Regions from separate parts of the Homo sapiens genome. Here region 2 is linked to region 1. Evidence: chromatin loops called from intact Hi-C (ENCODE). Cell type or tissue: IMR-90. All regions are shown on one strand. Links, peaks and the distances in the headings refer to the core of each region. The heading gives the core; the rest is flanking DNA. Region 1 has its middle 13 kb from the start of MIR8068. Region 2 has its middle 270 kb from the start of LINC02742.

Region 1 (4,408 bases), core at 258-4,257:
GGGAGCCGCAGCACCTTAGCCGGACGGAAGGAGTGAGGCTGGGGTTGACACTGGCTTTGGATTACAGAATTACATAGTTACTGGAGACAAGCCTTTCTTAACTGTGAGAACTGCACTAACACTTCCCACACATCTTGTGGAATGGGCTGAGCTGTGGTGTGGCCATGGTTTCTGTGCTTCTCTTGTTAACTGATGCCTGATGGGCTGGGCCCCAATATTCAACTTAAGAAAACAGGTTTCTCCACTCGAGGAAGCTATCCTGTTTTCAAACTCTTTATTAACTGAATTTATTTTATTGTAGGTTTATCTTATGAAAAGTTTTGGTGGAAACCTATTATATATCTGCCAGGCACCTTCTTTTAAAAACAGTCTTCCAATTTGGCCGTTCGTCAATCTATCCACCTGATTCCTGCAGAAACTCCCATGCCAGATCCTGCCTTCTGATACTAATCACAGCAGATTGATTCAGGTGTAGATGTCTGACCCAAAATGGCGTTTGGCCAACATTGTTGTTGGCCTGGCTGTTCCTGAGACCCAGCCAAATTCATATTCTTGAGTTCCTTAAGATCCCCCCGACTTCAATTGAAGATAGCTCAAGCTAAGTTTCTGTCTCATGCAATAAAAAATTGTAATTAATACAGGAAAGAAGGGGAAGAAAGAATTAACATATACCTACCATATAGCTGTAATCAATGAGTAAAGATGTTTGAAAACAGTGATTCTCAACTGGGGGCTATTTTGCCCTCTTAGAAGACATTTGGCAATGCCTGGAAATATTTATTTTTGGTTACAAGTGTGGAGAGTGGGTGATACTGGCTTGTAGTTGCTGCCAAACATCCTACAATGCACAGGAGCGCCCCCACAACAAAGAATTATCTAGCCCAAAATGTCAATAGGAGAATCTTGCTGTAGTATAGGATAAATCAGGAGAGAAACAGATGAGTAGTGAATCAAGAGAGGCACACAAATTATCTGAGGCATCTGGGGCTGGGGGATACAGGCAAAACACCTGCTTGCTAGGTTTCTGATTTGGCAACCATTAACTGGTGGCTCCATTCACTAAAAAGAAAAGATAGGATGCAGAGCAGGTTTGGGTTTTAGCCTTAGAGATTTTGAGTATGAGAGGCTTCTAAGTTATCGAAGTGGAGATGTCTCAGAAGCAGTTAGTTTATAGGTGTGGAAGTCAGAAGGGAAACTAGGCAAGAAAAATAGATTTGGAGGTCATCAGGATATGGAAGTCAATTGAAGAAATAAAGGTAATAATATTGCTCAGGAAAAATGTACAAAATAAAAGGAGAAGACATAGGACCCCTGAAAGATCATTAACATTGAAAGGACAAGAAGGGTAAGAGGAGCAAGGAGACTGAGAAAGACTGAATGAAAGAAGAAGAAAACTCAAGAGAGTGTGGTACCAAGGAAGTAAAAGAAAGAGTGTATTTCAGAGGGAAGTGGTCATTACCGTTGAAAGACTTAATCTTTCTTATCTGAATAAGGAAAGAGCAAATAGGCGACTTCTCATAAGAAAATGCCAAGGGGAAATTGGCAAGCACAAGTTCCTTGGCCATGTGTTAAGAGGAGGCTTAGGGTATTGGTGAAGGTAGGATCCAGATCATACTAAAAAGATGAGTAGGCAGAAAAGGAAATAGAGTGAGTGTGACCAGATCTTCCAAGAAGCTTGTATGTGATTAGAAGGAAGATGAAGGGGCATCTCTTTTGTGTTAGGAAATTAAATTAAATCCAAGACATTGTTCTTGCCTAACTTCAAATCCAACAGGAAATATAGCACTTATCTTTTTGTATAAGGCAAAGAGACATCTGAGCCAAGTAGATTGGAGTTTAGAGGAAATAGTTCTCATTGGTGATCTGAGCCTTTAGGGGAAACCTAAAAGAGGTAGTAGAACTTAATCTGATCCCCAAAGAAGGAGCAGAACTTAGAAGCATAGAATGTAGATAAAGCACAGGCATACGACAGCATTTGAGGAACAGAAAATAGACTATTTTGGCTGGAGCAGAAAGATAGATTTAGGAAGGATTCACATATCATCTGTTTCACAGTTTTCAAAAGGTTCCCTGGAGAGCCCTAGGGTTTCTACAGAGATGACCACAAGTGAATTTTCTAGATTGGAGATGGTAAACTATGACCCTTGGGTCAAATTCAGCCTGCCATACATTTTTCTAAATCACATTTTACTGGAACACAACCACACTCATTTGTTTACATACTCTCTGTGACTGCTTTCCACACTGCTCTAGGCAAGTTGAAACAGAGTAGTTGAAACAGAGACTGTATGGCCCACAAAGCCAAAAATATTTACTATTTGGCTTTTTTCAGAAAAAGTTTGCCAGCCCCTGTACTAGGTAATGGAAGCCTTCCCATTCATATGATATATATATTTTTAGCTATTTTCACCATTATTGGTAGAAACTTTTGTAGAATGCATTAGAAGGCCTTATGTAAACACATGATGATAGTGTTACATGAACTAAGGCTTTCTGCATCTTACCACAACTGAAGTGAAATAAACACTTTATATTCTTTCCTTTCTTCTAAGGTAAAATGTAATCAAACACGATTCAACTTTGCTGAGATGACGCCAGCATTGTTGTAAAATTAAATCATCACCCTAGGTCATAGCGCAGGAATGACTGCGGGAAAGCTCCCTATGCCCACTCATCTCTAGCTTTATTTTGTTTCTGACATGAGGAAGGATTACACTTGCCTTCACTCTGACAGGGTTGTGTTTAGTTCCACCCAGTGGTAGAAGTACCCATGTTACTTTTCCCCTGCTATGACATTCAGTGATGAACATGTTGAGAATCAGGTGCTACATATGCAGTAGCATAAATTAATGAGCTTCCATGTGGAGTTTAGTAACCCACAGGAGCCACCGAGACCAGAGGTAGTCTTTGCATAAGAAATCATCTTTTGTGGTACTAAGTCCCTGGGATTTTGGTATTGCTTGTTAATACAGTATAACCAACCTATCCTGATAAATACAGTGGCCTCATGGAGTCGTTATCTGCATAAGAATGTTTTCCTCATGCTATGCAGTTTCAGAATCATATGACTTAGAGCCCTTCAATCTTCGAAACTTTGTATTTTTTCCTTCTTTAATATAAGGTTATCATTTTAAGCAGTTATCAGCATGTCCCACTTTCACATTCATTTATAATTTGCTGCTCCTAATCTTCTATAAGCTAAGTAGTTACTTATAATTATTATAATCATTCTAAAGTAAAATTTGTCCCTGAGAGATCTTGAGGGGATTTCTTGTGACTAAAATGTTTTTGTAGCATAGGTTCTATGATACCCATTTTGACATGCAGAGGTCCTTTTGACTTCATTTCTTGTTTTGGGTGGTATTCTAAATAAGAGAGGCTCTTGACCAGTACTTTTTGGATAAGACATGTATGGATTACCATATGTTTAATAAAACTGCATGGAATTGTTCTGGAAATTTTCAGACTTATTTGTAGGTAGATGTGATATATATGTATTTTAAAACTATGTTTACATATCTGTGATACATCTTCACCCTAAATATATGTCTAGCTTTTCATAACAGACTTGTCACCCTCCTCTAACACCTGTCTCAGTTACAGGTTTCATTATCCATGTATTCATCTGAGAAAAAATTCTGTCATTTTCTTGGACTCTTCCCTTGTCATTCCCCCAACAAACAATGGGCCATGAAGTCTTGTTGATTCTGCCTCTAAAATATGTTTCAAAAGTCTCAGCTTACATACAGAACCCTTCATAAATTGGCACTATCTTACTTGTAATGGACATTTGTTATTTTCCTTACCAATAACTTTTCCTAACTATTTGGGTAACAGCAACCAAGTTTGATTTGGGAACCCTTTCTCCCATTGTTACAGCTTGATAGGAGTCTCTATCAAGGGATTTTGTTCTCTCTAAGCCTATAGGAATCCAAGTTGGACCATTCAGATGCTATCCCACTGGTCTTTGGTGTTTAAAGGAACTCACTGAACATAATTCATCCCATGAGGCTGCCTGAAGAGACCACCATCAGTTTCTCAGGCCCACTTCCTGTATTTTTTGTATCCTGGCTCTTCAGTATTTCCTATAATTCTGAGTAGCACCAAGTTCTTACAATAAATTCTGTGTGTGTGTGTGTGTGTGTGTGTGTGTGTGTGTGTGTGTAAGCGTGTATGCTTGCAGATGTGTGTGTATGTGTATGTGTGGTTGGCCTATTTCTTCAGTTTCTGTTGCTTGTAACCAGAGAATTCTAACTGATACATTACCTTCCAGTCTCCTCCCAGTCCTCTTTTACTCACACCTCCTAGATTCCAGGACCATAAGAAGCTGAACAGTTTCTATAGCATGTCCTACACTTCCATTCTTCTTGTATTTGCCCATACTCTTCCTTATTCCCATAACACCCTT
Region 2 (4,408 bases), core at 156-4,155, 710 kb before region 1:
TCCTCTCAGAATAAAATATTACTGGCCTAGAGAGTAGCCCTGAAATTAAACCTACTCACCAGAAAGGACAGATTCTGGGGGAATTGGCCAAACAAGAGGAGTTAAGCAAGAGTTTCTGCTGGCAGACAAAGTCTAGTGCCCAAGAAACACAGCAATAACTAGGCACAATTCATATGAGTTATCAGGAACCATCTTAGAACAGTAGGTTAGGTCAGCACATAGGAAAGCTTATATGCAGCAACTCATCAGGGCTATTGCCTTGCTGTCTTCTACTTAAGGGAATTCTAGATAAGGCATGTCATAGTTTGAGGTCTAGTTCTAACAAGGAACTTCTAGTTAAAGGATGGGTTCCATATACTAAGGAATCCAGGTCCGAAGCAAATCAGCAAAACAGGTTCATACGGGTAAAAACCATGGAACAAGACCATTTATAAGTATTGAAGTATGGCTTAGAGCTCAGAAGTGAGGTGATATCCCAACTTTCATATTTGAGTAGAAGATTTGCTCTAGATAAAGATAACTGATGCAGAATTGTCATTACTACTGCTGTTCAGGAATTAGGTTTACTCTTTCCAAAATCCCTAAGAGAGTTGCCATCCATCTCCACTTGACTGATGAAAAAGCCATAACTCAGTATGGACAAGTAAATTACTCAAAACAAAGCAAGCAGTGAGTTCCAAGTCTGATAGCCAAACTCAAATTTATCTGAGTTTAAAAGAATGGACTGAACCAAGGTACACTGTACTACTGACGAAAAATAAATAAAAAGTAAAAAACAAAAACTTCGGCTTCAGTTGAGATTGGTTCTGACAACAGATGGCAAGTTTAAAGCTGCATCTTATGATCAAACAGCTCTTGCTGTGGGAAACCTGATCCTAAAAGCCTGATATGGACGACAGTTTGTTGTCTAACACAAAGGGCTTTAAAATCAAGCAGCAACATCTTCTTGTTCAGACCATCAGTAGTAGTTTTCATAATTTCCTCTCTGTGACCATTGTTAAGGACCTCTGGAATCTCATGGAATCTATTGGAATTGTATTTGTATATTCTGTAGTTTGTACTATCATCATGGTCACTGTATTTCTCACCACAATATTTCATAAAGGAATTGTCCTGACTTAATGTTTAGGGAAGATTTAATGATTGGTATCATCCACTAGATTGCTTCCTTTTCAACATATTATAAATTGTTTGTTGATATCTGTATTGTCAAGGGCGTATTGTAGTTAGTGTTGCTGGGGTTTCTATGCCTTATTTGGAGTATCACTAGAAATATTTCCCTCCCCATCTCACTGTAATTAATATTACATGGCATATTTGGCTCTTCTGTATACATTCAGATGCATGTGCAGATGTCCAGAGGGAAAAGGCTCTTCTCATTGTTCCACTAGGAAATGTCAGAGAGGTGCTCAGTTCCCTTATAGATTCGAAAAGGAGTTTAAGTAGGCTTCATTCTATGAAGTCTGGGGACAGGAGAGGTCTAAAGGGAAAGAAACAGCCTTTCTTACCTCTTCTTCATAATTCTTTTTTAAAAAAACTGTGGGATTATGGAAGAGATAGTTGGGTTGAAAACCAAAACCTCACACTTGTTAAGCAGAAAACTTTTGATAAATATTAAGAATAAATTATCTGCAAATATTATGTAACAATACTTCTGTTCCATGGGAATATTCATTTGCTATATTTACTCTTCTATTTTCTGTCTCTCTTTTTTCAGATGTGTAATTCTCAGTCTACCTGACATGTCCTTGAAGAAGTCCCAAGAAAATAAAATTATTGTAATTTAAATAAGCCCCACCATAAAGAACCTTTCCTTCAACAGCTCTCCCAAACTCTTGCTATCCTTCTGGTAGCCTGAAAGACTTAAACACATATAACAAAACACTTAACTTTCCATCTCAGGGGAATACCTACATAATGGAGAATCTATTTGAACAGGCCAACTGAAGAGCAATTAAAATAAAAACATAAAAAACCTACTTTCTAAATGGTATATGAATGGAGGTAAGATGGTACTTCCCAGCAAATGAATAATTTTACAGAGTAATTGAGTCCTTGTTTATTTCTTTTAGGAAAATATGTTTTCTGCATTTAAAAACATATTGAAGATAGCTGTCCTCAGTGGTATCCAGCATTAGCAGTTAAACAATTTACAGGAGATAAATTTTCTACTTTGACTGCATAGAATAGTAAATTAGTGAAGACCTCTTGAAATTATTGAGACTGTCATACAGTTAGAAATTCACTGAATGCTATTTATGTGTCTTTGTAGCTTGAAAATTTAATGAGGCTGAAATCTGAAGAATAAAAATATTTCCACTACAAAAATGAAAAAAGTGTTTGAATGAAATCTAGTTTCATTGCATGCCTAAGATCTCAAGACCCAAACAACATTTTTCTTCCATAAGATCACATGGAGTGAAAATGAGTCAACATTCAATAGGATCTTTGTTTAAAAGACATCAAAGGAATGCTGACAATCTCACCATTTCACTCCTCTTCTTATCATCTGTGTAGACATAATATGCTCGATTTTCAGGAAGCCTAGAGCATCTTATACATTTTTGGTACTCCTTATGGAATGTGGATTGTGTAGTTATTGGCCCTGAATGTATAAACTATGAATTAAGTGTCACTTGAATGGAAAATTATTTGAAGAAAGTACACCATGATTCACTTCTAATGAATGCTTTTATATGTCTCTGCAAATGTATTCACCCAAAGAAGTTTTCATAGAAGCAGGCCAAGAAACTATTCTTTCTTGTGATATTTTATCTAGCAATTTTTAAAGTAAAATAATTCCCTAAAGCTAAGAAGTTTTCTTTTATTATCAAATAGCACACATAGAAATTTCCTGTGTCTGGTTAAAATCTTACCAGATAACCAATTGAAATTAAAATATTTTCTAACCCACAAAAGCATATATTCCACAAAGACTGAGAACACTTGATAGATACACAAAAACATGAACTAAATGCTTTGATAGTCAACCTACCAGAGGCAACTAATACAGACCTTACATCCTTTTAAAAAGTGAATGTTACCCAATATTTATACGAGTAAACTTTTGCACTCTGACTTCTTGGGGTTTTGTTTTGGTTCAAATTTTCTGTGTTTTCTTATAAAGACCTATGGAACTTTAGTCTTTATAATAAAAACTAAAAAAAAAAAAACACCAAATAAAAATAACTGCACATCCTTGATTCTTAGTATCTGGGACTCAGTTCAGTTGGCTGATGATTATGTGTTTGATAAAGACTTATGAATCTTGTGTATAATAAAAATAATTTAAAAAACAACAAAAATAATCTGCAAATGTGTGGTTTCTAGTATTTAAGACTCAGTTCACTGTTCTTCGCTGATCATTATGTAACATTATCAGAGACAGATTTTTGTGCTGTGCCCGATTGCAGAAGACCTTCCCTGCTAATTAGAAAAGTGAGGTCTAATCCAAAAGACAAAGATCCAGTAGCAAATATTGTCCAAAGGGTGATAAAATCATCCTTGTTTTACGGAGTAAAAATTTGTGACAATTTAGAAAACTGAATTGCACCCAGAGCATTTGGTTGTAGTTGCAGTTTTTCAAGTGATAGATGATGAGGGATGGGATTTAACACATTGGCCATTGAGATAGATATGGGAAATGGATCTTAAAAAATCTCTAGATATAACTGATACTCTATATATGGTTTAAATAGAAAGAATGGGATATAGAGGGGGTTAGTATAAAAAATGACATCAAATGCCCTGGCTGCGGAAGCAGAGCCAATGATTTTAAGAGAACAAGGGAGGTAGAGAAAGATTAGAAGGAGATGAGAAGTTCTGTTTTAGAAGTGCCCAATTTCAGGTACCTATAATTAAAGATGGTTACATCAAACAGGCTATTAGAGCTCTAAATTGTGTAAAAGAAAGTCTGGACTATAGTAAGAACTATTTCATTTCTCTTTTCCCGATTTTTCCCTTTGAAAGTTTATAGGACAACTTTAGGAGATGACTCCAATATCCGTGGAACTGAAGGTGAACTTAGGGCTGCAGTGGCTCTAATGATGCCTTATGGTCACTATTATTCCTTTAATTAGACTAATTGAAGGTTACACATTCAAGTCCGTCTTGCTCTGTCCTTCCTTTGGATTTAAAAAGCTTTGAATGCTCTCTGATCATATATCCTCTACCAATATTGAAAGACAGGTGCACCTTAACTGTAGAGGCCAAAGAAAGATTTGAATATCCTATTACCTTGAGTCCCAAAAATGCAGCTACTTCCTTTTATACCATTATTTTCAAAGCCTGAAATTGAAAATGCTTTAATTTCAATATGGTTGAATGGAAACAGAGGTAAATGAGTGCTGAACCACTTTTGTTCCCAGCAATTTTTCTCATAAACTTTGCTATTAACATTTTGTTTTAG

The links. Hi-C counts contacts between places; a loop is a spot of excess contacts. Peaks named below come from ENCODE experiments on the same cell type or tissue, not always from the same donor. Only the 100,000 strongest peaks of a DNase experiment are listed, where the experiment ranks them.
Region 2: a loop joins it to region 1, with 11 times the contacts of the local background. A loop is called at or near these places in 1 of 110 quality-filtered maps.

The regions. Positions count from the first base shown.
Region 1 is chr11:28,462,237-28,466,644 of GRCh38, reverse strand. It overlaps a transcript of METTL15 not described here. Among named protein-coding and RNA genes, the nearest start is that of MIR8068, 13 kb to the left of the region's middle. In IMR-90, for the core only: a CTCF peak has its summit at 2,746 (motif pointing left); DNase peaks (open chromatin) are centred at 2,194 and 2,604; H3K27ac peaks cover 3,403 bases.
Region 2 is chr11:29,171,955-29,176,362 of GRCh38, reverse strand. No RefSeq gene overlaps it. Among named protein-coding and RNA genes, the nearest start is that of LINC02742, 270 kb to the right of the region's middle. In IMR-90, for the core only: no CTCF peak of the experiment used is centred there; a DNase peak (open chromatin) is centred at 2,512; H3K27ac peaks cover 3,478 bases.